Regions from separate parts of the Homo sapiens genome. Here regions 1 and 2 are each linked to region 3. Evidence: chromatin loops called from intact Hi-C (ENCODE). Cell type or tissue: PC-9. All regions are shown on one strand. Links, peaks and the distances in the headings refer to the core of each region. The heading gives the core; the rest is flanking DNA. Region 1 overlaps LOC105369705 (a long non-coding RNA gene). Region 2 has its middle 29 kb from the start of BHLHE41. Region 3 overlaps SSPN-AS1 (SSPN antisense RNA 1).

Evidence for each region. Hi-C counts contacts between places; a loop is a spot of excess contacts. Peaks named below come from ENCODE experiments on the same cell type or tissue, not always from the same donor. Only the 100,000 strongest peaks of a DNase experiment are listed, where the experiment ranks them.
Region 1: a loop joins it to region 3, with 5 times the contacts of the local background. A loop is called at or near these places in 2 of 110 quality-filtered maps.
Region 2: a loop joins it to region 3, with 4 times the contacts of the local background. A loop is called at or near these places in 2 of 110 quality-filtered maps.

Annotation. Positions count from the first base shown.
Region 1 is chr12:26,294,502-26,304,631 of GRCh38, forward strand. It overlaps LOC105369705 (a long non-coding RNA gene), which reads left to right. Exons shown (of 6, transcript XR_007063249.1): 3 at 3,764-3,924; 4 at 6,622-6,692; 5 at 9,109-9,352. Among named protein-coding and RNA genes, the nearest start is that of ITPR2-AS2, 19 kb to the right of the region's middle. In PC-9, for the core only: a CTCF peak has its summit at 4,863; DNase peaks (open chromatin) are centred at 4,690 and 5,030; H3K4me3 peaks cover 1,686 bases; H3K27ac peaks cover 2,037 bases.
Region 2 is chr12:26,148,742-26,158,871 of GRCh38, forward strand. It overlaps a transcript of SSPN not described here. Among named protein-coding and RNA genes, the nearest start is that of BHLHE41, 29 kb to the left of the region's middle. In PC-9, for the core only: a CTCF peak has its summit at 5,304; DNase peaks (open chromatin) are centred at 3,960, 4,860 and 5,200; H3K4me3 peaks cover 495 bases; H3K27ac peaks cover 2,151 bases.
Region 3 is chr12:26,242,762-26,252,891 of GRCh38, forward strand. All of the region lies in intron 1 of SSPN-AS1 (SSPN antisense RNA 1), which reads right to left. It overlaps LOC105369705 (a long non-coding RNA gene), which reads left to right and starts at 10,111. Exons shown (of 6, transcript XR_007063249.1): 1 at 10,111-10,130. RefSeq lists enhancers at 2,506-2,685, 3,301-4,500, 7,835-8,004. In PC-9, for the core only: no CTCF peak of the experiment used is centred there; a DNase peak (open chromatin) is centred at 3,960; H3K4me3 peaks cover 1,702 bases; H3K27ac peaks cover 4,381 bases.

The DNA of each region.
Region 1 (10,130 bases), core at 2,457-7,456, 52 kb after region 3:
TTAAAAAAAAATTGTGGGTACATAGTAGGTATATATATTAATGGGTTACATGAGATACTTTGATATAGGCATACAACAAGCAATAATCACATCATGGAAAATGGGGTATCCATTCTCTCAAGCATTTATCCTTTGTGTTATAAACAACCCAATTGTACTCTTTATTTTAAAATGTACGATTAAATAATTATTGATTATAGTCACCCTGTTGTGTTATCAAATACTAGGTCTTATTCATTCTTTTTAACTGTATATATTTTTCTGTACCCATTAACCATGCCCCCTATCCCCACTCAGTCCTTCTTACACCAATGCTAGAGAATGACTGTTTTATAGCAAAGAAGATGTGACAGTGGACATACAATCATAAAATCTCCTGGCCTTATCACATAACGCATCATCAAGAAGTTAGTTACTAGCCAGGTAGAATGGTGAAATGGTCTTTCAGAAGCATAGTACCTGCTTGGAGATATTACCTTGTATAGATGAGATGCTGCCTTGTAGGATATGGGATACAACTTCTATCTTTTTAAATCAGAATTCCATGAGAGATTTAAGGCATACCGAAAATGATTTGCATAACTGTTTTCTCCATTATCCTATTTCTTCCAAGGATGGTCCACAGCTAATACTACCCTAGACTCTTAGGCAGAAAGTTAATCCGTTTTGTAGAGTGGATGCCTTAGGGCATTCGGGATTAATCATCTTGGAGAATCCTTGCTAAGAATAGCAGCCATAAATCAATGACCATCGTATTGTGCTGTGGCCCCAGTAGGTAGAATAAATGGATCTGGGAAACACAGTGTGGCTGTAAGAATGGCCTTGCTTCCCATCACTCCCAGTGACCCACTTGGGAGACCTCTGCTTCTTGTCCCTATAACTCTGGGCTCTGTGAGTTTATGGAGAGGGCTTCTTTCCTTAAACCTCATGAGCAAACCTCTGCAAAATTCAACGTTTTCTTCTGTAGCTTCCTCATTCTTCTCAGCCTTCACAGAATTGAAGTGAGTTAGGGCCTTGCTCTGGATTAGGCTTTGGTTTAAAGGAACGTTGTGGCTGCTTTGATCTTCTCTCCAGACCACTCCAATATTCTCCATATCAGCAATAGGGCTGTTTCAATTTATCATAATTTGTGTGTTCGCTGGAGTAGCACTTTTAATTTCCTTCAAGAACCTTTCTTCTGCATTCACATATTGGCTAAATGTTTGATATAAGAAGCCTAGCTTTTGACCCATCTTGATTTTTGACATGCTTTCCTCACCAAATTTCGTTGTTTCTGGTTTTGATTTAAAGTAAGAGATGTGTGACTCTTCCTTTCACTTTAACAGCTAGAGGCCATTGCAGGGTCATTAATTGACCTAATTTCAATATTTTTGTGTCTCAGGGAATAGAGGGAAAGGTAGAGAAATGGGAGAACAGCCGGTTGGTGGAGTAGGCAGAACACACACAACATTTATTAAGTTTGCTGTCTTAAATGGGTCCAGTTTGTGATGCCCCAAAACAACTGCAATAGTAAAAATTTTTTTTAAAAAAATCATAGATCACAGATCACCATAACAAATATAATAATAATGAAAAGTTTGAAATATTGTGAGAATTACCAAAATATGACACAGAGACAGGAAGTGAGCACATGGCTGGAAAAATGGTGCTGATAGACTTGCTCCATGCAGGGCTGCCACACATCTTCCACTTGGGAAAATGTGGTACTTGTGAAGCAAGTAAAGTGGTGTGCAATAAGATGAGGTATGCCTATATATGTAAAGAACTTGAAATCACACCTATCACCCAGTAAGCACTAGACAAATCTAAGCCATCATTATTCCCCATGTAAATCTTTCCATGTCAACTGACAACAGCACCAAATGACTGTGATGGCGTATAATATTCTGTAATTTATTCAGTCTCTCTTCTTTTGAAGAGTTTTCTCTTTTTTCCCCATTTCTTCCCCCTCATACAGGCAGCATTGCAATATATATCTGTGTACTTATGTCTTGTTGTATTGCTGTTTGATTTCTATAACATTAAAACCGAGGTGGATGGTTGGCGTGAAGGCTATATGTATTTTTAATTTTAAGAAACGTTGTCATTTTGCCTCCACTAAATAAGGCTGCAAGTAAGTCTTCATATTTTCTCCAGTAATATATAAAAGTACAGTTTTCCCTACATGCTCACCAATACTAGGTAGTAGAGTTCTTTTTAACTTTTGCCATAGAAATTGACATTTCACTAATTTTTTTTTTTTTTTTTTTTTTTTAGATGGAGTCTTGCTCTGTTGCCAAGCTGGAGTACAGTGCCACGATCTCGGCTCACTGCAACCTCTGCCCCCCGGGTTCAAACAATTCTCCTGCCTCAGCCTCCTGAGTAGCTGGGACTACAGGCGTGCACCACCACGCTCAGCTAATTTTTGTATTTTTAATAGAGACGGGGTTTCACCATGTTGGCCAGAATGGTCTTGATCTCTTGACCTTGTGATCTGCCCTCCTCAGCCTCCCAAAGTGCTGGGATTACAGGCGTGAGCCACCATGCCCGGCCTCACTGATTCTTTAATTTGCAGCTCCATAATTTTAGGGAATTCAAGCACCCTTTCATGATGGTTAACCATTTACTCCATTTTTCTATTGGGTTGCTTGCATTTTTCTTGTCAACTTCAAACAGCTCTTTGTATAGCATATATATCAACCTCTTATTTGACTTCCCTTAAAACAACCTCAGTGCTAACCATGGGGTATAGCCATTGCTGAAGTTTGGGTGTTTGTCCCCTCAAACCTCATGTTAAAATTTGATCCCCTAAAGCCTTCCTGCCTAAATAGAAAGGTTCCAGGTACTTTCATGTGGTAAGAGTTCAAGGTCTTTTCTGACACTGCCTTCCCAGCTCTGCACTCCCTACTCCTTTTCTGCTCCTAAAACTCCCTCCATCTTCTGATTTTTGACTGGAATGCTTTTCTCCTGCCGCTTCCTCTGTACAAACCCTATTCATTCTTAACGCGTCTGTTTCTCTGAATGCTGTCCTGACCACTCTAGCCTGATGTGAACTCTTCTCATTCTGGACTCTCACAGTAATTATTATCTGCCCACGCATTTGGCAATTGGTCATTGTCTCCTCAAGATCCTACTGGAAACAAATCCCCCACCAAACCACCTTAAGCAAGAAGGGAAATTTATTATCTCGCACAGCAAGAGCTCTGAGTTAGGACATGCTCCGAGGTTGATTTGAGTTAGGACATGCTCCATGTTTTCTCCACACTGCCATCCTATGTCTGCTTTCTTCATGGGCATAAGATGGCTGTCAAAAGCAGCTAGGGCAACATACTTCTTTGTTTATACCTAGTGGCAGAGAGCAGGAACTCTCTCCCCAGGCAGTGACTCAGTCTCTCCTTTCAGTCTGATTGAGCCAACATCAGTCGCATGCCCATTGCTGGCAGTAGCATTGCAACCGTTACTGGTCCAGCAGTGGGCATGTCACCAATGTTGGCTCAATCAGAATGAACATGCTAAGTCTTATACTAATTAGGACCTACACCTGAACCTCCCCCACATCACCTAGGAGGAGTGGATACTTTAATAAAGTTGGGGTCTGGTAGGAATCAAGAAAAGGGGAGATGAATGTCATATGTTGCCCTGTGACAAGTATTTATTAGCTTGAATTGCTATTAACAGCTTTTATTGTCATCTTTTCATATTTTTCATATCTGTTCCTCCCAGGTAGATTAAAACACGTGAGGCAAAGCCTATACCTTGTAACTCTTCAATTACTTTCTTATAGATGTGCCAGTAAATATGAATTGGTTGGATTTGACTTCTCAATGATACACAATGATTCTCTACCTGGACTAACACCACAGAGGATGCCATAGAAACTTCTGAGATTTCGATGATAAATATAAAAAGTTGAAGCTTTGGGGAGCCCAAGCCAGGAAGCTGGAGGTCTGTTTGAAATCCTGTTGAGCTCCTCCCCTACCTCTGCTCCAGAAACTACATGGATATTAGCATCAACACTAATCAAAAGAATAAGATCAAGGATACTGAAGAGCTGCAATGCAATAGATTTCTTTATCCTTGATACTTAGATCTGAGCACAGTTCACTGTTGAGAACTGCACAGTTTGCCTTAACTAGAAAGTGTGCATTTTCTTATTTCCTCTCTGGGATGACAGTGATCACCAAAAAATTGTTATTTAAGATACTTCATTTATTCAATCATTTAACAAACATCTGCTTTGAATATCTATTACCAAGTTCTGTGCTAGGAACAGAAAATACAAAATTTCATAAGAAATGATTTCTACCCTTCAATTGCTCATTAAAAGAGCTGCTACCACTTCTTCAAATTTGGTAGTAGTTATTTCTGTGAGGTCACTGGGTTCAGACCTTAACCTATCAACTGGAGTGTCTGCTCTAGAGCTAAGTGCTTTGCTGTGGACACTTGCTATTTTGGGGATAAGAAGTATGATCTCATCTTCTCTTCGATGTTTAGCCTAAGGTGATTCACTTCATTCAGCTTTAACATCACTAAAATGTGAATTCATACTATTAGCGTACTTCTAGTACAAGCTATAAAACCCATTACCCATGTGTAAGGCATAATTCTGACAGCCTAAGCTGGAGAATATCATTAGCTAAAGTAGAGTAAGATTGGGTGAGGTGGTTGTTAAGAGGTTTCTGAATGAGTCTGAGTCAGGCCTCCAGGGCTAAATTTATTAATGAGTCATTTTCCTTGCCTAGCAGACACTGTGGCAGAAAGTGAAAGAGGAAGAAGCCATTCGACGTCTGTTTTTAAAAATGTGTTCTGTCCCTCAGTCCGCCAAAGTAGGTTTCAACATATTTTAGCATTTTAGGCTAATACTTGTAACCAAAATGTTTTCCTGGTTCCTCTCAGTTTGCAAAAAACAAGTGAGGTCTTTTTTCCAGGAATGGGGAGACTGGTTTTCATCTCCTCCCAGAGGGGGCAGATTGTAAATTCCTAGTGGCCAGATATAGCATCTACTACCTTGCTCTGTGCAGAACCTGAAATTCAAATCTGATTATTCCAGGCTTTACTAAAAGCATCTTGATGACAATGATGGTGACATTCCTCACATTCTCTTGCCTTATGTAATTTTAACAGCTTTCATCTCGGATCTATACCAACTTTCCACCTGCATAGCTTTATCCTGGGTCTTTTCATGGGAGATGTCCCAATCAAGATCTCAAATTTGTCCTTTCATCTTTCTCTTGAAACCTCCCCATCTGTTCTCTCTTCCACTCACTCATAAGAACTAAAAATCCTCTTCTACCCTTCTGCTAGATTAAATCACTTATCATTTCTTTCTGTCACACCAGGACATAGGAGCCCTTCTGACTCCATTCAATGCCCCATTCAACTTAAAGTCCGTGGTCAGCAATTACAACAATGTCCCCATCATCCTAGACACATTTATCCATTTGGCACTTAGCCACATCTATCATGCCACCCCCAAACCATGGTGTGCACCCACTATGTTCTCTGGACCTGCCTTTGACAATATGAGGCTGTGAGATAAAGACCAAAATCTTATGGGACTGGCCTTCTGTAAATTTACACTATAAAGTCCAACTGATCTGCAACATTAGGGAGATTTTAAAATTCTGTCAGAAGGCTTAAAACATTTCTCCTGGCCAGTATGTCCAAATACTTTGTTTTCTTCAAATATCCAGCCACATAATCCTTGATCTTTGCAAATTAATCTTCTAGATTTATAAGTAATATTAATGTTATTCCATAATTTCTTTTCTCCTTCTCCCCCTCCTCCTTCCTCTTCTCTCTGGTCTGCAAGTATACATATGTGTGTGTATATATATATGCATACACACATCTCTATATCCATTTGTCAATCTGTCTGTCTATCAACTATCATCTCCTGATTGCGTTCTGTCTTAGCTCAGGCCTATGGTACGTTGTCCAGATCCCCCTTCAAGGAATGACCTGCCACCCAATTGTGGACAGTGTGATCAGCTGATATTGTCCAGCTGTCATCTTCTTCAGGGTCTGCCTCAGTTGCCTTGCCTTGCATCCTTGCAGGAGTGGTCTACATCCATGCCAGAGAAAAGTGGGTCTAAAGGCCTGGTTGTTTCAGCCACTGCAGGATTGTTGACTTGGAATCTTAGCCCTTGAGCTACCTGTCATCTTCAGCTTTCTCTGTTTAATCCTGTTTCTTTGTTCTTCCTTTATGCGTGTTCATCCATAATATGTGGCTTGACCCCAAAATGTGTCTTAGTGTCTCCTTCTAGAGAACCCAATCTAAGAGTAGTCCTAGGAAATACACAGTAAGTTAGAGTTTCATTTCCAGCTGGCAGTGAGGGTACTGGATACCATTGCTGGTGGAAGGTGGATCACAGATAGCCCCTGGCCCAGTGTGTTGATCTGATGGTTAAACTTTTACTGGTGGTGAACTGGGAAGGTGTACTGATAGCAAAGAATGCTCTAGAGGGTATGATGTATCAGGTTTCTGAGGCATACAAAGGAAATTATAGCTAAAAGGATAATGATATTCCTCAATACTGATTGCTAAGGCCATTGATGCCCTGCAGAAACACAACAAATATCTGAGTAACAGATAATTGAATGCTAAGTGGAAGAGCCAGTGGTTTTGTTGTTTTCATGCAGAAGTCCTCATCTCCTGAAGCTGCAAGAAGAGACAGAGCCCAGCCTGATAATCTGAGGACTGAACTTCAAAGGTGGTTAAACTTTCAGCCAAAGCAGGTCTCATGCCAACATCAGGACCCTGATTGGGGGGAAATGGGAAGGGGAATTCTGGGTGGATTTATATATTTTTACTACGGCATTTGGAACATTATACTTTTCTTTTTTATTTTCTTTTTTTTTTTTTTTGGAAGCAAGAGGGATCACTTTATTTTTTAGAATACCAGGACTTTAGTGTCTCTGAATTCCCAGCTCTCAGGAGCTAAGTCAGCCTTACTCACTTTTTTTTCTTTAATTTATTTATTTATTATTATTATTATACTTTAAGTTTTAGGGTACTTTCTTATTTATTTATCTGATTCTCCCATAGGCTTTTAACCCTTTGACTGTCGGTTTTATATTTTACTCCTTGTTGTCTCCCACTCCCCTCTCCTTCATCGCACAGCCCCTCTGTAGCTCATAGAAAGCTGCTTGACAGGTAGTGAATTCTCAGTACAAGTTTTCATGAATGACTCTCCAGTGTTTGCCTGAGATTACTTATTCCTTAATATGTATACAATTTTTTTTTTTTTTTGAGATGGAGTCTCGCTCTCTCACACAGGTTGGAGTGTGGTGGTGTAATCTTGGCTCACTGCAAGCTCCACCTCCTGGGCTCATGCCATTCTCCTGCCTCAGCCTCCCGAGTAGCTGGGACTACAGGTGCCCGCCACCATGCCTGGCTAATTTTTTGTATTTTTAGTAGAGACGGGGTTTCACCTTGTTAGCCAGGATGGTCTTGATCTCCTGACCTCGTGATCCACCCACCTCGGCCTCCCAAAGTGCTGGGATTACAGGCATGAGCCACCGCACCTGGCCTCCTTAACATGTATACTTTCATCTTTACTACCTAGATCCAGAGGGAAATGTATTCACTTCTATCTTCTTTTTGACTTTTCAGTGTCTTCAGTTTTTTCTCTCTATTATCTGTCTTTCCATGTAGTATTACCACAGAGTGAGGGCTTTGCAAGTATCAGCTTAATGAATGAGTCTTCCATTGTTTCTCCCCATGAGTCTTCCACATTGATAAACCTGATCTCTCAACCAAAGCCATGGTTAATCTCAACTCTACACCATTACCTATGCTGCTGTTCTCTATCTGTCCCCTCAGGTTCTACAGTGGGGATGGAAACTAACAAAAGATAATATACCCAGAGTAGTGATTTATACCAGCAACAAGAAAGTATTGCATAGACGAGGGGCTAGTCAACCAAATGCTACCCTAAAGTGGGCAAATTGATAGAGCCTGTCTATGAGGAACGGGTATTGCCAACAGTAAGATTTCATTCTCTTGTCTTAAAAATGCTCTTTTTGTCTGTATCTTTAGTGAACCTTCCTTCATGTTCACACTCTCTTTTTTCCTCCATTCCTTCTTTGGGCTTAGTCTTTTCAGATGATACAAGCCTGTGTTTTTATTCCCCACCCCCACTATGTTCCCACAATGGCTCCACTACAACCTCTACTTTGATCCCACTAGGTAGATATTGAAGGAGCTGATGTGCTACTTATTAGAAGTCCTGTGGGTTAGGAGGTCTAGGTTATTAGTCTAAGTGGAGTCCAATCTTAAAGTTTCAATGTGTTTATGGATTTGGAGATGAGAGAGGCTCTGGTAAATGATCAGTTTTGGAAGACAAACCCATAAACTTTATCGAAAGCACAGGGTCAGTGTCACAGGAGAGACACAATTTTCAGTGAAGCGAAGTCTTTGTTGCTGAAATCATGTCATGCCTATTCACCCCTTCAATCTTACCTCCAGCCCCACACACCCAGTTACTCATGCCAGGGCTGTAGGGGAAAGGAGAACTTGAAAAATAATATAGCACTTTTTTTTTAAGTTTAAGAACCCACATGATAGCTGGAGATATCAGAGTGGAGCATAATGTTGAATGTCAAGTTTACCCATTTTGTTTTGGAGAAAGCAACTTATTAGAGCAAGAAGGGTAACAGCGGTAGAGTAACACTAGAACAGAGACTTATGAAGGCCTAAAGACCCAGGGAAAACTTGTTTCCTTTGTGTCCTTCCAGGTTTAATCCTTCCCCTTCACCATCCCTGAGAGCACATCTATCATATTTCTAACCCTTGTTTTGAAGCCCTTCATGGGCAGCCCCATTCTCCATATCGCTTCCTTTTGAACTCTAAAATGCTCATGGTCTGTCAATCATTTTGGTCCTGAATCACTATTTTATATCTATCTGGCTTACTCTTTGCAGAGAATAGACACTGGTTTCTGAATTGTCTATAGTATCCAGCAGAATGTTAGGTCTTCCAGCTGTGACGTGGAAAAATCTGTTGAAACATTAATGATCTAAGATAAGGGCTAAATGTGAAATAAGAAAACATTGACTTTCTGACCTTGCATTCTGCTTCTTTCTCATTAATGTTTCCCTTATGGCTTTTTTTTCTCTCCCTCCAAGGTCACCCAGCCAAAATAATCTACTCTGCCTGCCCAAGTGTGAAGCCTAGTGTGAAACCTACTCCAGAGGTGAAACCCCACCAAGAGATGAAAACCACTTTGGGAAATACCTTATGTCTGATATTTTCTTCTTCATTTTTTGATAGGACTTTTTTTTTCCTGCTCAAAAGTGACTATCTGGTAGTACATTCCCAGAGGATCCTGGCCAGGTAACAGAGAAGTCTGAAAGGCTACCTTGAGATAAGGTACTAACAGCCTGTGGTAGCTTTAATAGAATATTCTGGTTTAAATAACAACCTTGAACATCCAACTTATTCAGATTCAACAAACATCTATCGAGTATTTACCCTCTGCAGATAAGACAAGGCCATGTATTAGATGTTTCCTCATGTGTTATATCATTTAGTGATTACAACAAACATCAAAGGTAGCATCCCTACTTTACAAAGTAAAACACAGATACTCAGAAAGGGTAATTTATTCACTGAAAGTCAAAGTGAGATGAATTCAAACATAGGTCCTCTAACACCCAGGGCACAGACTGATGATGTTCATGACCAGCTGAGTTTATGAAATCTCTTACGCTGTCTGTCCCTAATCTGCCTATACATTAGCAAGGTGTAGAGAAGCACCATGCTTCTGTCCAACATAACAGGGTTAGAAGGTCACTTTTCTGCATGTTTCTACATTATTTTCAAAACTGCCATTCATCTGCGTTTTCAAATAAATATCAACAAAATTACTTTTGTTAGCCTGTAGTTACTTTGCTATCCTACAGCCTTAGTCACATGTAAGCAGATTACTAGAGCAGCATGTGTTTCAAATCTCTTCCTGGGAAGGAGTCAACAGGTGGAAAAACAAATGCTAAGCAAACCATCTAGAAGACTCCTTCTCAAGGCTTTAAATGCAAAACAATGTGGATAGGACACATGGATATATCGTGCCATCTTCTGCTTTAGAAAATGATTACTTTGCACCTGTGACCCATTTACTAAACCTCAAAACTCTTGGTTTAAGATATGT
Region 2 (10,130 bases), core at 3,396-8,395, 93 kb before region 3:
TGTGCTTCTAGGTGACATTTCCATTCAGAAATGTCTTGAAAATAAATGAAGATGTTACGAGAATTACAGTGGACAAAATGCTGCATCTGACCCATCCTGACTGGCTAATCTAGCCCAATTACTGATCTCATCTGTATTATCACACTCTCAGATGTGCTAGGTGCCTCCCCCAACCTCCCCACGGCACACACACAAATGCCTGGATTTTTTAAAATCAGAAATTCTCTTTGTTCTCCATCACACATTATTCCTGTTTAAGGTTTTCAACTTGAAAAACTTCAAGCCATCTTGGATTTTAAAGTAATGGTAGATTTTTCTTCTGGAACATTTATCTTATGTGGAGAAGCACTTACTGTAAATTGGTGAATACAGAGCTTACTCCCTTTACCTGATGCAATAGATTTGATGAAGTTTCTATATTCCAACTCAACATCACTATGGCTTTTTGCTTGTGTTGCTGCGTTTGTAAACATTCAATAAAAGTCTACTTGTCTATAACTCTTGGGATTAGAAATGCTTAATTCCTTGTATTTGTATACATCTACCTTGTATTTGTATACATCTACAATTCCTTGTATTTGTATACATCTACCATACTGGTGATTTAGGGGCACTGTGAGAGCAAGAATTATTTTTAAAATTATCAAAGAAAGGTCAAATTCTGTCCCTAATGATTTCCATATTTAGCTCACTTTATTTGGGGGCAAAAAATCAGCTTCAGAGCAGCCAAATGCCAGACTTGAAGCCCAGCTTCCCCTTTCCCTAGTGCTCCCCTGTGGCAAGTGACTTCACCTTTCTCAGCTTCATTCTACCCATCTTTCTCTTATCAATAATCATATCCAGCTTATAGATTTCTTGTGAGAGTTGAACAAGAAATAAATGTACATGTCTGGTGCATAATTTGTACTCAGTACCTGTTGCCTGCTATCCACAACAGCAATGAAAACAATAATAATACCTTGGAAATAGTCTGCATGGAGCATGTGCTGTAATTTTTGTTAGCCAAATAATGGGAAAACCCATTACTCAATCACTACACCTTTTATTATACAGTTAACATATGTAGATTAGCACACATGTGCATACACACATCCACACATACTGCACCTGAAATTTTTTTTTTAATTTTAATTTTTTAGAGCCTTTAAGTGAACCATGATGCACCTGAAATTTTTAAGGAGAGGTTCTAGAATTTAAATCCTTTTGTACATGTACACATATACTCGCAAGGTCAATACTTCCTCACATCTTCTGAAAGGTAGGAAGAAACATGGGCACATAACTTTGCTATATGGGGTACTGTCTCAAACTTGCAGATGTTTCTGGCCGACTGAACACCATCCTAACCTAGGGCACCCATGGTTTATAGCTTCTTGTTGATTGTGTCAGGAAGTGCTCAAGGCCAAGCCGACATTAGCCACAAGAAAGGAAGCACTTTGGAGAAAGCAGAAATGGGTTTGACTCCGGAGCAGCTTGGGGGTGCTTTATTTTGCCTCCCAGGTCTCACACATCAGGCTTTCCACAAAACCTGGTAGCACCATCACACAGCTGGGTATTTTGACACTGAGAGCAAAGTTCAGTAAAAGGTTTCGCTAATGTGTATGCGATGCCCTCCCAAGTATGGCATCCTCACATTTCAGTCTCTTACCCAGTTAGAGTTTCACAGACTGATGCTATAAACTGGTTTAATTATTTTTTTCATTTAAGCTAATGATTTTATTTTCCCTGGAATGACTACATTGTTTCTTTGTCCTGTACATACAATTTATATATCCTTCAAAAAGAGCTCATTTACAAGTATGCTTTTAAAACAGAAGCCAAATGAAAAGCATTTTAAAATTTTTTGTGCAAATCCTTGTACATTTTTAATTTGGGGAGTCATCTGCATCATTATAATGTATTCACTTACTAAAAAATATTTTAAGGGAAACCTTTGAGACCCCACAGTTGAGAATATTTTGTCATAAACCAGCATAAAGCCAAATGCTGTGAGTGCTAGTGGATTTTGGAAGGAGGCATAAGGCTTTTGATTTTTTTAGCCCTCTCTTAAGACCTGGAAAGGGACAGTCCTTACTGGGATTTGTGATGTATTCTGCAGGAGGATAATTTTGCCTCTGGGAAAGTCAGAGCCAGGCCAGAATCACTCCTGGGATTTTGAAGTCTGAAGTCACTTGTTTGGCTCTGCTCACTGGAGAACTCAAGAATGCTATTCATCGGCCAGTGTGAACAGTGGTTGAGAAATGACTTGCTGTAACAATCATTTCCAGAATTTTTTGAGATACAGAAATTCTTCTGCATTGCTTTTCAGACACTGGAATGGCACATTTTGGTGGGATTTTCGGGTGGAACTTAGGGAAAAAAAGGGGCAAGTCTATATTTTAATATTTCTATGACTGTTCCTTCTCTCAGAGAACTCTTGAGTGCCCTGTTAGTCTTTTGAGCAGGTTTTCTTGGAAAAAAAAAATTGTGCTATAATGCCAGCATGAGATCAGCTTTTGTTAAAATACCCAGGCAAAACCACCAAACATTGCTAAATCCTTTTGGAGAGGCTAGAGAGAAACTGAAGGAAGTTACAGTTCATTCCAAAATATTTAGATTAGAACTGGCATTATTTCCCTATTTAGATCTCTTCTCAACCATAAAAAAAAAATCACATGCATTGTGTTATTTTTCTCTTGCTGTTACCCAGCACAACTGCCCCCTTAAAATCCTCAATTGGGTCCTAAGCTTTTCTGAGGCACCCTTTCACATACATTTTTTGCTATTGCAATGAAAAACAAATCATTTATTCATTCAACACTAAATACCTAGTGTGTGTCAGGCACTATTCAGAGTTCTTGGGAGTAAATCAGTGAACAAACAGACAAAGCTCCCTGCCCCCATGGAGCTTGCAGTTTAGCTCATGCAGAGGATCTAATTTACCTATGCATGACAAGACCTGACCCTCAGCATGCATAAAGGTTACCGTGGTCCAGGAGGATCTAGTACAAATTTTTTGTAACAGGGCTGCAGAATTTACTAACACACTATGCCACATGTGGAGAAAAAAAATATATCTTAAAATTTTGTCCATACCTGGTCTAATCTTCCTCATGTGCCCCTGCGTGGTAGAAAATAAAAACAAAACAAAGCAACTAGAATTTTTCTCATCCAATGCGGTAATTTAACCATTGCTTTTGGATAATGCTTAGTCCCTAGATTGAAAGAGAGAAGGAGGGGAAAGAGATGTCACACCAGATAATACTTTTGAATCCTGAAAGAAGAATTTCTCAATATTTTGTGCTATTCATAATTCAGTGACTACAAAGACAATACACTTTTAAGTCTAATCTGCATTATTGACATTTCCCTCATCATTTTCTTCATTCTAGGCAATCAACAAAACAGTAAGTGAAGAAGCCCTGATCTGTCACATTTGCTCTTTTCCATGGTGTAAATACTCCCACCGTGGCTAATTTAAAGCAACCGATGTGAGGCCACTGCTTGCAGGAAAGATATGCAGCAGCTTACCATTATGTAATATTTCCACCAAACAGATATGTAACCATCAATAACCTCAAGATCATAGATAACAATAAAAATGTAGTATAAGTAAAACAATTAGGAAGTGATAAGTTTTAGGCATGCGTTACTTTTGCCTAATATAATTTATTTAATTATAAATTTATAACATTTAATTTTTAATAATGGCTATGTTTAGCAACTGTCTTGCAAAATTCCTGAAAATTTAAGAACTGGCTCTTAGAAGTCACTATGTCAGGGTAAAACCATAGTAATTATAAATGCCATCTCTCTTTCCCTTATCACTGTATTTTAATCCAACAGCCAATCATGCAGACTCTACCTCCAAAACATATCTTGACCACTTCCCTACTGCAACAATTGTTCTCATCACCCTCACTGCTCACCTGTATCCCTGCAATAGCCTCTAGTTGTTCTCCCTGGTTCATTCCTTATCTGTGTCTCATAGTCCACTCTCCACACAGGAGGCAGTCATATTTTTAAAATGTATGTACCATATCACTTCCCATCTTAAACCCTTCAACGTCTTCCTGTTGTTCCTAGAAGAAGACTCAAGCTCTTACCATGCCCAGTAAGGGCCTATCTTATCTGGCTGCAGCCTCCCTTCCAACTTCATCTTGCCATTGTCTGACTTAGCACTTCATTCCAGCCATGCTGGCCATCTTTATTTTCCTAAAACACACCTGTTGTGTAGCTGCCTCTGGGCCGTAGCACTTGTTCCCTCTGCCAGGAGTGCTCTTCCCCCACAGCATTCCAAGGCTGGCTCCTTCTCATTGTTCAGGTTCTAGCTGAAGTATCATCCCCTAAAAGAAGTCTGTCCTGTTTTATCTAAAGTAAGCCCCATTGCCCATATCACCACTCTCCGTCATATTCCCTTGTTCTCAGAAACTCAGGCAAATTACTTAGCCTCTAAACCTCAGTTTTCTCATTTGTTAAATGGAAGTGCTGTAGTACACATTTCTCATAGGGTTGTGAGGATCAAACGAGTTAATATATGTAAAGCACTTTGAACCCTACTTGGATCTTATTAAGCACTATCTATGTAAGTTTCGCTGCTAATATTATCATCATCATTTTTATTGAAGTATTATTATAATCTTCATTATTATTGGAGTATTCAAAGTACCTATCACTGTCTAAGAGTATTTTATCTATTTGTTTTCTTATTTCCTTTCTCCTCTCCTGGAATTTGAGCTCCATGAGAGCAGTGACCTTGAATGACTCATGCCCTGCTGTGTTCCATCACCTAGAATAGTGCCTGCCACACACTAAGTACTTAAATATTTTTTGAATGAATGTGTGCATAAATGAATAATGAATAAACAGAAGAACTGGCGGTGACACCATTCTGAGCCTTGGTTTATTTTTAGAAAATGTGATTACAGAGGCTTGCAGTCAGTGTGGTTGGAAGGGCACAACCGTTTTTGTAGGTGGTGGAACTTCTGGACTCTTGTTGCATGTCTGCAAGGTCTTCCACGAATTCTGGGTTCTGGTCCTTCTTGAGTGCTGAGTAGCTGATATCCCAGTGGTCCCAATCATCAGGAATATTGTGGGTGTGCTTAGCTCTCATAGTAAAGTCTAAGTTGGGAGAACTAGTACCTTATGGTCCCTCCTGATGGATGAGCCCAGAAACAGAACTATGAGCTACGATTCCTGAAGCAGCCAAAGGCAAGGAAGTCCAGTGCCTCTGAACATTTGTTCTGCTCAATGAAAGAACTCAGTCATGGGGTACCCCTTGTGGAAAAACTTGGAGTAGCCTCAGAAAGACTTTCATCCTTTGCTTTTGTAGTGGTTACATTTAGAGCAGATATGTGCAAAAAAACCTATGGCAAAAACCTTATCTTGGGCATATTTCTCTTGAACCCGAGCAGTTGCTCAAAAAGGTACTATGAAAAGGCCCATTTCTATATTTTTCACTTTTCATTTAGGTCCCTGATATGTCAAAAGATGACAGGGTTCATGAAGATTTTCTGTAACTCACCCTCGGTTGATCTGGAATACCAAGCTGCTTTACTCTACAGTGAGCTTTTTGAGGACAGACCATGTGTGTTATTCACCATTGCACAGAGTACCTAGCTCAGAGCCTTGCACTGAGCAACAACCTATAGATGCAAGATAGATTTCCATGTTCAGATCAACACTGCATTAGAGTATGACACCTGAAATCTTAGCAGCAGGGCCTTGGTGAAACTCTGTAGAGTTTCAGGGGGATCCTCCCTGCCTCCTTCACCAATTCCTCTTAAGGGGCACTAAGCAGAAAGGAGACAGGCTTTGGAATCAGACAAATGTGGCTTCAGGTTCTGGCACTAGTTAAATGACTTAGGGAATGACTAATTAAGGGACTTTGGGGAAGTTACTTAACCTTTCTAATTTATAAAATGGGAATAAAATGGTACCTATAAAGATTAACTGAGATAAGTAGGTAAACATTTCAGCTGAGAACCCAGTATCTACTGTACATTCGATTATTGTTAATATGAATCTTCTGGAGTGTTTTCTGTTTGTGTATGATCAGAATGCAGATTAAGGGGCAGAGAGGTCTAGGGCAGAGTAGAATTGGGCCCAGTAACATGGTGCCACATCAGATCCTGGACCAGAATTATATGAGAAAGTAGTGGGGTTTGGGCCCAGGGTTTGAGGGATGGTGATGGTAGTGTATGGTGAGGAAGCTGGGCATGACAGTGTAATGACAGAGAAAACAATCTGTGGAGCTCAGGATAGATTAATTTTTATAATGGGAAACTGTATTAGGAGTGATATCTAGATCTCTATCAGACTACTAGAGGACATCTATTCTTTATTGAATATCGACTTTTTAGGGGAAAAAAAGCAAAACCATGTTCTATGAATATCAAATGAGAAGAACTTGTCAGTTGGCTGCTTTTAAAGTTACAACTAGTGTATTCGTGGTATACAGAAAGGCCATTGGGTAACACCTCTTTCTTCTTAAATTGGGTAAATGAAATAATAGTGAATCACAAGTTAAAGTTACTTGTCCAGACTAATCAGGGAAAGGTGAATTAGAAGATGAGAGGGTGAAAATTAAAGAAGAAACAATTACCAACACAGAAAGGAGGGCCGCAGATGACAAAGATGGGAGCACGTATCTGAAAATGGAAGGGGATGGTGTTGTGGACAGAGGAAAAGAGCGAAAGATCATCAAACCTTCAACAACATAAAAGTGACCCTCACGTTACCCTTAAATGGTAATGGCACACAACCTGAAAGCCTCAAAAGCAATAGGTATATTAACATTTAAAAAAGAGTCTTTAGGCACCTCAGTAATAGACTGATGACCACTGGTTGGTTTTGTTAATATGTGTGTAGGCCAGAGAGTAATTTGGCGGAAAGAGGAAGAGTTAATCTGAAAGAGGAAATTTGAAGTTAGAAGAACATGAAGGCAAATCATTCATGATAAATGTGAAGGAAAGAGCAAGATTTAATAATGAATCAGGGGGACAAAAAATAGAGCTAACATTAATGGCCACTTATTGCACATGAAGCCCACTTTGCTAAGCTTTTCCCAGGTACCATTGCATTGTTACCACAGCAACCTGTGCGGTGAGCCCTGTTGTTAGCCCCAGTGAACAGGGCAAGTCAGAAGTTTCCTTGTGATAGAGCTGGCAGGTAGAGGATCTGAGTTCTGAATCTCACCTCTCTCAGACAAAAGCTCCTGTGTGTAACCATTCAGCTGAAGTGCTTGCTCAAAGGGCTGAGAAAAGATGATGAAGAAGATTGGGAGGGGATTGAGAAAGAAAAGTTCAAAGAACTTTGATGGTAAAGAATCTTAGAATGAAAGTAAGACATGACAAAGAACAAAAGGAAGAAAGCATATCTAAAGGAGTAAGAAAATTAATATTTTTTGGCCACCTTATGTGATTAAGATGCACAAATATAATCTCCTTTAGTTCACACCAGAACTCCGTGAAGTAGACATGACTTCCGTTTACACAGATGAGGAGATACAAGTTCAGAGAAGTCACCGTTAATCACGTAGCTCACAAATACCAGAGCCAGGATTAGAACCGCTGTCTGCAGCGTTAGAAAGCCCACAGTATTTTCATTCGAACTTGGGAAAGGAAGTGCTAAGCCTGGGTGTGAGGGAGCAGAGATGGCATCTACCTCGAATGGTGGGGTAAAGATGCAAATAAAGCATGACTAGAAAGACAAAAAGGGGAAATGAGAAAGGGAGGACCACAGAGTGATAATTAGCCTCACACCACCTGTTTTTGCTTTGGCTGAAGAGGTCCCTCATCAAGGCTGAGTAACAAACAAAGCAACCGAGTAGCTCAGAAAGGCCCGCGGATTCTTCCACTGGTCATCGCCTGGAATGTTCACTGACAGTGAAACGTGATGTGGAGAAACCCCTGACAATGACAAGAAAGATTCCAGACAATTGACACATTGCTGACTGCGACGGAAGTTTCATAGAAAATGATTTTTAGAAGGGACAAATATAGAGAGCAGCTCAGGAAGACACACTCTGTAAAGGTGGTTGGCAGGAAGTACGGTTGCTGTAGAGGACACAGCGAGACATAGCTGGACGTGAAAAACAACCCTGTGAGGCTTATAGCATAGGTTTGTGTATCACCCTTTTGCATATGAGGAAACTGGCCCGTAGCATTTGAGGACTTGCCTGTGGTGCCTGAGTTTTAGAATCCAGGTGTCTGACTCCAAATCTAGTGTGTGGAACACTGTACCATTTTCATTTAAACAAATACATTTCTAATGGTAAATTTGAGGTATCATGTATTGGGGGAAAAGGTTTAGAGCAGGGATCTTTACTTTGTTCTATACAGGTAGCTCTTTTCAGATGTTTTTTCATGTTTAGTAAAAACAACTCTGGTCTCCAGATGAATGGCATTCAGCTCCGTCTTGTTAGTGCTGTTTTGTTTGTGGTAGGGTTTTCCGGGTGCAGATTCATAGCACCTTAACTTTGTATTGGCTAATAATTAACAAAAGCGGCTGCTGACTTCACTAAGTGATTGCAGATTTTACTGCAAGTTCTTTTGTTTGCAACTGTCTAGGATACAATGATCATGTGGAAGGCAGTTCTTTGATGGCTAATTCTATACCATTAATAAAGTAAACTGACTACTGGGAAATACATTCTCATTCTTGGACCCTGGAGTCTTGGTTTTATACATAAGCATTTCTGAGTAAATTGGAGTGAATTAACTTTGGTCCATTTAAATTGGGTCAACTCATCCTCAGGCCTACAAAAATTCACACTGGATATACTGTACTCACAATTATCAATGCCACACTGACACTCTCAGGATGTTCAGATGACTAAATTTTGCTTCTTTTAAAAAAAAATCTGGGAGAATTCTCACACATACCCAGACTTTTGCGCTAGGCTGAAAACACTAGAAATAATGGTCAAGGTGACTTTGAAGTTCCTGTTAATTGTGTCTAGACACTTCATGGCTATATTCTATACCCCTGCTTCATTCTGCTCTGACAAAATTAATATTTCCCAGCTTTTGATTAGATTTAAGTGACTCAGTGATACTATGGCAACCCTAAACTATGGGACAAAAATCAATGTCTTGACCATTATATGGCCTCTTTATGAAGAAATCAGCTATTTCTTGGTTCCAGATGGGCAATGTGCTCATTTCTCCTTTTAACATTTTATTTAGGATTCAAAGTATTTTTATAGGGAAAACCCCACAAATCTCATTATCTACCTTATGACCTGTGGTAAAGTAATCATAAAGAAGCAATTACTTTTGTCTTTTTTTTTTCCTTAGATTACCAAATCCAAGGCAACTAGAAATGGCGAATAGGTTTTGTTTTAGGAGGCAGAAAATATGTTGATTTTAATTATTTCAAAAGACACAAGTAGGATATTAATTCATGTAGCTTGATGTGATGATCTTAAATGCTAACTCCTATGCATTGTTCAGCTCTTTCCCACTTCATCATGTATTTTTCTTTTTTTCTGTTTTTCCTTTTTCCTTCCTTCTTTCTTTCTTTTCCTCCCTCCCATCCTTCCTTCCTTTCTTTTCTTTCTCTGTCTTCCTTTCCTCCTCCCTTCTTTCCTTTTCCTTTCTTTCTGATTCATTTGAATTTGTGAATCCTTACTTCCCACTATGGGCATTTCCTCCCCATAATATGTCAGCGTAGGGGCCTAGCCTGCCCAAGTTCTGTAAACAGACTCAACCTTCCTAGCCACATCCATCTCCCCAGACAACAACCTGGTAGGAACTGAGAAGGCTTGACTGCTTGGTCATGGCACCTCAGGCTCTGAGTGACGGGAACTCCTACCACCTGCATTACAGGATCTGCAGGAAGTCCCTCTGATTTTGCTGGTCGACTCTGAATAGTCTGCAGCAATTCTTTTGAAAACCAGAAGAGGCAGATGAGTCCTGGCTGGGGAAGGCTGGGTAGAGGGTTGCTGCACACACACAGCTGAGGTGCCTCAGGGCAGGGCTGCTCCTGCAGCAGACCCCTGGAACCCCTTTTAGCTTTGTGTCTAAGAGTCTCTGGCTTGCCAGCTGCACACAGTGGTTCCTTTAAAGCAAGGTGTTGTGAGTCTCAGCTGAATGCTAGTACAAGGTTGGCCTCATACCATGGGCAGGACATTGGCTACCTGCTCTTGC
Region 3 (10,130 bases), core at 1,928-6,927:
CTACTTTCTTCAATGCAGCTGGCCAAGTTATTTTCTTCCTGCCCCTCCATTAAGCTCTGTCCCTGAGCCCTGCCCAGCACCAGTAGTAACTCAGGTTCCATATAAGAGCTGGACTTTGGCAAAGCCCTGGTAGGGACTTTTGTGTGACAGTAGGAAGGTGCAGAGCAAACTGGTTTCCTCAAATTTTATAGATTCATGTCCAGACAGTCAAGGTCAGCCCTGGAATCCAAGAAACAACACCTTCAGGGGCCTTTTCCAAAGCTGTTCTTACCAGGCCACATTGCCTGCCCCAGGCTCCATGGGGTGGTGTCAGAAGTGGGCTTAAAATGCAAGGCTATTCTGTTCAAACCTAAATGTAGAGTTCTATAAATTGTCATTTTGGGTACCCTTAAGAGCTAAGATAGATGAGATTTAGATTTGTAGCCTCCTGGTGAATTAAAAATAGACATGAAATATAGACAGGACCAAACAATCTTGCTGGGGGAGAGATGCCTTCCTGCCTTTGGGAGAAATGTCACAGGATCTGATCAGACCATGAACAAACACTCCAAGCCACAGTCATTGCTCCAAAAGTAGTGGATCTATGAGGTCAAAAGAAGGGCATAGCCAACACGACGCTTGACCCCAAGCCACCTCCCCTCCTACTCCAAGTTCACTCTTTCTCTGCTTTTCTTTCATGCAGAGGAAGAAGAAACAAAACTAGGGTGAGGGACCAAGGAGACGTCAGCATGGAAACCCTTGGATAGCTGCCCACAGAGCTTTGCATTCATTCCTCGTATAACACAAAAGAGTTTCTGGATGAAAAAGAGTTGAAGGTCAGAGTGAATGAACATGTGAGGTACTTAAAGATAGGCACTAAGGTTTTCACGCTGTGTTCTGGCAAACTTAGGATTTATTGAAGGTCATGGACTCTTTTGTAAGAGGAATTAGGCTTCAGGTGGGGTTTTTATGAAATTACTGGATTTTAGTGTACTTTTGAGGGATACTTCTCTTCTTCCACCCCCAGATTATACCCTCATCCACACTCTACCTCTGGGCATTGTTGTCCCAGTGCAGTCATGGCCCTTGACATTAGCAAAGGTGAGAAATCTTCTGCTCTTTAGTTTAGGTCTTGTTACTTAGAGTCAAATGTTACCTATTTATTATAATATATTAAAATCTTCTGCCCTTAATTTTAGGTCTTGTTACTTGTAGTCAAAAGTTATCTATTATACTTGTTTTCCTGTAATAAGGAAAAGTATGAAAAGGGAAAAGGAAATATCATTACAACCTCTTTTAGTTTACTCCCAATTCGATCACCTTTGCAGTTACTTCTTATCTTAAAATCACTATGTTAGGGCTGGACAGATTCCTTCCAGTCCAGCTTGTGTATTTTACAGAAAAGCAAACTGAGGCCAGATGAGGTTAGATGACTCGTTTAGGCTCACTCACCTCAACTCTTTTTCTTATTAACATAAACTCTTGGCTTAAAACTGGCATATGTTTTTCTCCCCCTCCTTTTCCCCCCTTTACTCTTTGTCTTATGATTTATCTTCTTTTTCCTATTTGATTGGGATCTGCAAATGTATAAACCCTAATTTCAACAGGTTTGAAACCCCTGCCCAGTATTCTCAAGGATATTAGGCAATAACTCATTATTTTTTCTTTTTTTCTGGGACAGGGCAAAATGTTGACATTTATTTTGCTAATATACCCAGGATTTTTCTTCTATATTTATTTTTTAGAATAAAAGAAGTAAATAAAATGGAAGTTACTCATATTCTCCGAGAATGAAGAAAGGGAAAAGGTGATGTGGGGGACCCAAGACCTATTTGAAGAAGGGTAGCTGTAAGCGTGACTAGAAAACAGTAAGGGGCAGACCAAACAGCCTCTTTCCTTAAGAATGAGCCCTTGGTGTTGATTATGTAACACTGGCGACTGCAATCCCCGAGGAAGCTGCCCGCCTGCCACAGTGTGGTTCAGTGGTTAAAAACAGACTTGAGACCAGTCATATTGCCTCGTGTCCAAGCCTAGGTTTTGCTACCATTTACTAGCTATATATATACGTGGACAAATTCCTCAACTACTCTATACCCAAGTTCGTTCCCTCATCCATAAAACGGGGGTAATAAGAGCACCCATCTCATAGGGTCATTGTGAGGCATACATGGGTTTGTCTCTGTAATGCGCTGGGAAGAGTGCCTGGAACATTCTAAGGGCGCAATCTGTGCTTATCATTATCATTACCTGTTATCAACCCTGTTTCCCAGCTCATCTTTGAATCTGAAAATATGGGCTAGAGATGGAAGAGGAGGGGAATTATTTTATTATACTTGACTAGGTGCTCAGGAACACTAGAGTTACAGCTTGATGAGAGCGCGAGGAATCCTTTTTCCTGTACCTAAACTCAGCTGTAACCATGAAGGCATGCATGCTTGCAGTTAACACTGAAATAGAGAGCAGTTTCCAGAGTGTGCTTTCCTAGAGAAATCCCTGATAGGCTTCAGACTTTTACATTAAAGTCTAGTTTCTGGCTAATATAATGAGTCCTCTCTGAAACTAGCCTAGTATGCACTGTGCTTTCTCATTGTGTCATCAGATCTACAACAGGAAGTGGCGCTCCTGCCACCAAGTCTTCAGCAGTGGAATTGGGTTTTAGACTCTGTTGCTAATGCCCCTATTGCCAATAAGCATTCAATATTTCTGCTTAGCCTTCTTCTTGTGCCATTGGTGATGCCCTTCTCAAAGATGGGCTGGTCCTCCAGGGGAGATACATGCTGGGACTTCTAAAAAGCCCCAGGATTTCAGAGCCAGCCCCACTATGATGCATGAAAAGGGATAGTGGGCAAGTAATGGGACTTTCTGTTTTCCATCAGATCCTCAGTCCTTCCGGTTCCGTGTCAGTGCTTTTGCCTTCAGTGAGTTTGCAGTGGAAGTCTCAGGAGATATCACATAATTACTAGCACACAAGGAAGAAGTGGAAAGTAGAGAGGGAATCTAAAGACAATTTCCAATGGCAATTAATTGGCTTGACGCCAAAACCTTCTGAAGGCCGTTTTATGCTGGAAAGAAAAAGAGTGATCTGGGAGTCCCTGATCCTGCTAATGAAATCATGCGGCAGGAAAACCTTCCCATGTTTCTGATTTTTTTTTCTTTGTCTTTCCTACAACCACCAGTGCAAACACACAACACCCATAATGAATGGAGAACCTGGTTAATTGTGTAAACTCCTTCCAAAACAATCAGGTCTTAGCCCTCCCCACTGCATTTGAGAGAGCGACCAAATATGCAACTTAAAGCTAACACACATTGGACGTGGGAGTCCGTAGGTACAACAGAAATAAGCACCATCATCGGCCATGCCGCCGGAACAGTTAGAAACATTCTTCACCTGCTCAACCTGAAAAAAGGACCCGGCTCCAGCTTATCTTGGTAAGTGGCTAATGTGAAGTGAGCTCGGGGAAGCCTTCCATGGCCTCAGAACCATCTCCTGCACTCTGAGCAGTGCCCTTGGCAACACAACAGAAGACTGGAGGAAGGGGGCGAGGCCCACCCCAGGAGAAGGAAAGGACAGCATGAAACATGATGCAGCTGCTGAACTTTCTTTTCATTACCTTTAAATTATATCAATTTCTAGACTTTGCGATATCTACTGAAAAGAGAAAAGAGACTTAAAAATAATCTATCTGCTTTTAACCTAATTCAAATTGAGCAATAATGAAAGTAATTCTGCCTGTGCAAAGACTGGACCACCACTTTCACAGCTCCCTGCCTCCCAGTTCTGTGTGGCTAGGAGTTTCCATTTCAACTCTCCTGCTCTGAAGCAAGAAAAACACAGGCCTCACTGCTGTCGCCTCTGGCCCTGTGTTACCCCTTACCTGGAGTGACTCACCACATCAGCCCAGGGTGTGAGCGAGGGCAGGGCTTGTGTACCAAAGCTGGAGGAATGTGCACCATCTCTCCAGCTTCCTTAATCACCTGTGCCTGAAGGGCCTCTGTTAGAAATGCCCAGTACCTCCTGGATCATTAAATCATTGATGTGCTCCATAGTCCAAGTGGAATTGGGGGAAGAGGTGACCAAGATGTTGCTTGGTCAGCTGAGGTTGGAGTGGTAGAGTGGGAACGTGGTGGGTAGAGGAGGAGGTGTTTGCGTCACCAACCCCCAAGCCTTTGTCAAGATCCTAGCACTCCAAGCCCTTCCTTGATCTTCTGCCATGAGGTATATTTTATTATCACTGGATCTATAGATCTTTGAGTCATCTGAGCTTCTCCTCTTGGTCACAGGATAAGAAATGAGGGCAAGAGGGAAAGGAAATGTAAAAGCTTTAATATACCTATTTTGTGCTAGTCATTGTTCTAGGAGCTGGATATATAGGACCAATAAAACAGACAAGCTCACTACATCCAGAAGGAGAGACAGACAATGAAAAGACAAATAAATAGAACATTTTAGATAGTGGGCAAGTGCTATGAAGAGGGTGCTCTTACAGAAGAGAGAAAAGAGGTAGGGCAATATTGGGAAGGATGGTGAGGGAAGGACATGCCATTTGATCCTTAACCTGAATAATAAATGATAGCCAGCCAACAATATGGGGAAAAAGCATTATAGGTAGAAGGAACGGCAAATGCCAATCCCAGGAATGAGGCTGGGCAATCAGAGCAACAGAAAGAAGACATGGGTCCCTTGATCAGAGTGTCTGTGGGGCCAGCTACTACCGCACGGGAATGAAGTGGTCAGTTGCTGTCAGATTGCAGAGGGGCTTACAAGCCACTGTAAGGAAGTTGGGAGCCATTGGAGTGTTTGCAAGCAGTAGAGTGACATGAAGTTTATCACCTGTGTTTCCCACTCACACATGTGACACACACATATATACCCAGACATAAACACAGGGAAGATATATGAGTGGGCAGAGACACAGTTTGAGTTGTCAAAATATTTTATGTTTTTATAATTGACTGTTACTACAAATTGGATATTTAGAAAGATGAACAATTTCTCAGAAGTATAAAAGGAAGGGCTAGATTAGAAAATAAGTTAAGTATTTCTTGGAAACCGTTTTATAAAATTAATACCTGAAATGAAACAGCACCATTCACACAGAAGTCATGCTGGACATTGACTTTTGAAAGCCAACATTTAAGACATTTCTTCGTGACCAGAACAGGGTCACAATAGGGAAGAAAAAGCTGGATGGCTTTTTCACTAAGCCCCTTGGACTTACATATCCATTAAGAGAAGGCACAACTTGGTTTAAGGAACAAAAAACCAGTAATTTACAAGTGGCGTGGTTTATCCATATTTACTCAGAGCACCAAGCCTCCCTCTGAGACCCAGAGGAGAACTTTCAGTTTTACCCTCGTGCTTAACCACAGTGGTCTCTCTTTGTCCAAAGACATTGCACCACCCTGGAAGACACAGTCAATGAAAGTTCTTGGAGCAAGTAAACGTTTTGGGGTGTTGACCTATGAAATTCCTTCAAATACTTCTTTTATTTTGACTGACTGACTTCCTTCCTTCCTTCCTTCCTTCCTTCTTTCCTCCCTCCCACCCTCCCTCTCTTCCTTCCTTCCATCTTTATTTTCTTTCAAAAACTTTAAACAGGAGAGGCGGACAAATCTGAAAGAAAAGGGAGGATTATTTTTATTACAAACTGTGAGTATATCCAATATGGCTAAAATTACATAATACTGTTCTTCTGAAAGGATGGAGTTTTAAAAACCTGGTATTCTCTGAGACTACAAGTAAACAGACTTCATAGCCACAGAGCTTCTTGTTGTTGAAAGCAAATATGTACAGAAGGCAAACAAATATCTTTTTTAAAAAACCAAAGTTAATGTTGAAGAAAATTATGATGGTCTTGAACAGAGTAGTTATTAGCAAAGAATACATGAAAACATGAATTACTTGTAGGTATATTCAGTTCATCTTATTTGCTCTTTACCAACTTAAAAGAAAGATATAATGAAACAAAATATTTTAAGAGTAAAAAACAGAAGTCAAATAGTAAATAAAATAGGGAGATCTACATAAAATAGGAGAATCTACTATAAACAAGACAAATAAAATACTTAACTCTGAAAAATACGGACACTTCCCATTATCATGTATTTTCCTTTCATAGTGTTTCCAGAGCTCCAAATAAATTAGATTTTAAAATTTCATTTTCACCTCAGATATATTTCCTTCATCTGAACAGACATTGGAAGCTAGCTCAATGATTAAAAATGTAAAAAATAATGGTAGACTGAAGTCCTACAACAATATCCGTGTTCCAATCCTTAGGATCCTGTAAATCAGTGGGCCCCAACCTTTTTGGCACCAGGGATCAGTTTTGTGGAAGACAGTTTTTCCATGGAGGGGGTAGAAGGGTCATGGTTTTGGGATGATTCTAACATACTATATTTATTGTGCACTTTATTTCTATTGTTATTACACTATAATAGATAATGAAATAATTATACCACTCAGCATAATGTAGAATCAGTGAGAGTGCTGAGCTTGTTTTCCTGCAACTAGATGGTCCCACCTGGGGGTGATGGGAGAGAGTGACAGATCATCAGGCATTAGATTCTCAAAAGGAGCACACAACCTAGATCCCTCACATGCACAGTTCACCATAAGGTTGGCGCTCCTATGAGAATCTAATGGTGCCACTGATCTGACATGAGGCAGAGCTCAGGCAGTAATGTGAGCAATGGGTAGCAGCTGTAAATACAGACGAAGCTTTGCTAGCTTGACTGCCGCTCACCTCCTTCTATGTGGCCTGGTTCCTAACAGGCCTAGGACCTGTACTGGTTTGTGGTCTGGGGGTTAGGGGCACCTGTAATGTTACCTTATGCTGTAAATGTTACCTTATATGGAAAAAAGGGACTTTGCAGACATGATTAAGTGAAGGATCTTGAAGTGGGGAGGTTATCCTGGACTACCCAGGAGGGCTCTAAGTGCAATCACATGTATCCTCATAAGAGAGACACAGAGGGAGTTTGACGCAGAAGAGGAGAAGGCAATCTGACCAGAGATTGGTGTGATGTGGCCACCAACCAAGGAATGCTGGCAGCCACCAGGAGCTGGAAGGGGCAAGAAGTGGATTTACCCCTAGAGGCTTTGGAAGATCTGCAGCCCTGTCAACTCACACCTGGTTTTCAGGGTGGTGAAATGAATTTCAGATTTGTGGACTATCAAACTACTACAGATAATTTCTGTTGTTTTTGGACATCCAGTTTGTGGTATTTGTTACAGCAATAGGAAATGCATACAAAAGCTATTCTGAATTAATGCTTACTGACACAGGAAGTGAAAAGGGTGGCGAGGGGGCAGAATTTTTAAAAAATGAGATAGCATGAAAATTATGTGCATTTCTACACCAAAGGAACAAACCCCAGTACTTGTTTCATTAGGTTTAGGGCATGTGTTTTTAAAGAAAAGCACATAATAGCTAGGTCATATTGGCTGGTAAGGTTTTAGTGCTAATCATATAGGAAGTGTTGACTTTTCACTTGTTGAAGGGACTACAAGCTCTGAAACCTTTTTTTTCTTTTTCCTTTTTTTTTTTTTTTTTTTTTGAGGCAGGGTCTCGCTCTCTTGCCAGGCTGTAGTGCAGTAGTGCAATCATGGCTCACTGCAGCCTCAACCTCCTTGGCTCAAGCTGTCTTCCCACCTCAGCCTCTCGAGTAGCTGGGACTACAGGTGCGTGTCATGATGCCAGGCTAACTTCTGTATTTTTTTGTAGAGATGAGGTCTTGCCATGTTGCCCAGGCTGGTCTTGAACTCATGAAGTCAAGCAATCTGACCACCTCAGCCTCCCAAAGTACTAGAATTATAGGCATGAGCCACTGCACCCACCTGAAATATTTTTTAAATAAGTCAACATAATACATGCAGATGATTAAAAAAAAATAGTGCAGGCAGATTTGGACTGAGCACTAATTGGCTAATTCTACGCTCCCAAACTTCCCAGCCCCACTCTTCATTGGAGGTAGTGCTTCTGATGGTTGTTTTCACAATTCCAAATAACATGATTATATCTCTATTATCAACTTTAGGTTGGGGGGAATTCCAATGACCTCTCTATTAAGAAAGATGAAGATTCAGCTCTGAGGTTTTCTAGCTGGATGCAGATTAAAATCACCTGAAGAGCTTTTAAAACATATCTATAACTTGTCCCCACCCCTATAAATTCTGACTTATTTTGTCTTGGGCGGGTTCTAAGTTATTAGTCATTTTTCAAGATATTCAGATGATTCTGCTGTGAAATCAAGGCTGAGAACTAACTTGGCTCGCATTCAACCCCTGAATTCCTTCCTTCCTTCCTCCTAACATTTACTAGTATTACATACTTTCTTCTTTTTTTGTCATTCTTACAAGTAGGTGTTTTTATGGTATTAATCTTTATTCAATTAATCTTTATTTTAGAAATATAGGCTGGGTGCGGTGGCTTATGCCTGTAATCCCAGCACTTTGGGAGGCCGAGGCAGGCAGATCACTTGAGGTCAGGAGATTGAGACCATCCTGGCCAAAATGGTGAAACCCTGTCTTTACTAAAAATACAAAAATTAGCTGGGCATGGTGGTGCGCACCTGTAGTCCCAGCTACTCGGGAGGCTGAAGCAGGAGAATTGCTTGAATTCAGGAGGTGGAGGTTGCAGTGAGCTGAGATCGCGCCACTGCACTCCAGCCTGGCGACAGAGTGATACTCTGTCTCAAAAAAAAAAAAAGAATATCATTAAATATCTATTTCTTGTCTGTAAACCTTGGATGCCATTTTCCTGATTCCTAACTGTAGTAGGCAGAATTCTAAGATGATCCCCCAAGTTTCTATCCCTTGATGTGCATACCTTGTGTAATCCTTTTCCTTTAAGTGTGGGCAGGGTCCGTTACTAATCAATTAAGTTTGAGTTAATCAACGGGAGGTGTCCTGGGTGGGCCTGACCTAATCAGGCGAGTCATTTAAAAGAAAGTGAAGCAACAGAGATGCTTTCCAGCTGGCCTGGAAGAAAGCAAACAGCCATGTCATGAACTGCCTCTGGAATATTCCATGAGGAACACCAATCTTACAACAACAAGGAGCTGAAAATCTACCACAGTCAGTGGGCTGGGAAGAGGGCCCCCACCTACGATTAGAGTGCAGCCCTGGCTGACTCCTTGATTGCAGCTTGGCAAGACATTGAGCAGAAAACCCAGCTGGTTCATGCCAAGACGTCTGACCCACGAAAACTAGGAGATAATGAGTGTTGTTTTAGGCTGCTAAGTTTGTGGTAATTTGTTATGTAGCAAGAGAAAGCTAAAATACTAGCCAAACAAGATGAAGATATCGTGACTCTTACTGTTCCCTTAATATCACTTCTCTGTTTCCTGAATCCTAGTTTCTATCCACTACACGTTTATTTTTATATTTTCAAGGATAATAATATTTACATTAGCCGGATGCGGTGTCTCACACCTATAATCCCAGCACATTGGGAGGCCAAGGCAGGCGGTTCACTTAAGGTCAGGAGTTCGAAACCAGCCTAGCCAACATGGTGAAGCCCTGTGTCTACTAAAAATACAAAAAAGTTAGCAGGGCGTGGTGGTGGGCAACTGTAATCCCAGCTACTAGGGAGGCTGAGGCAGGAGAATCTCTTGAACCTGGGAGGTGGAGGTTGCAGTGAGCAGAGATCATACCACTGCACTCCAGCCTGGGCGACATAGCAAGACTCCGTCTCAAAAAAAAAAAAATTTACATTCTGTTCTAAGATATGATAGTGCCATGGTTATGAGAAGGGTCTGTAGCAGACTGGCTTTGTTTGAACCTGGTTCTACTCACTTTAGCTGATTAAATTTGGTCAAGCAAGATACTCTATCTGTAGCTCAGTTTGTTCATCTGTATTTTACAGATGAAGAAAAATAGGTCCTACTTCATGGTGTTGTTGTGAGAAACAAATGAGTCCATGCATGTAAAGTGGTTAGAAGAGTGACTAGCCCATAATATTAATAGTAACTTAAGATTATGTTTATGCTTTTCATGATTGGACTATTAGTTTATTCTAAAACTTAAAAAGTAATAAATTGCGTTTACTTAAATGAGACTAAGTAAATTTCTTTATAGCAGTGCCAAATGGTGTGCTCATATTTAGTATCTTTATCTGCAGATCCATTGTCATGACTTCTGAGCT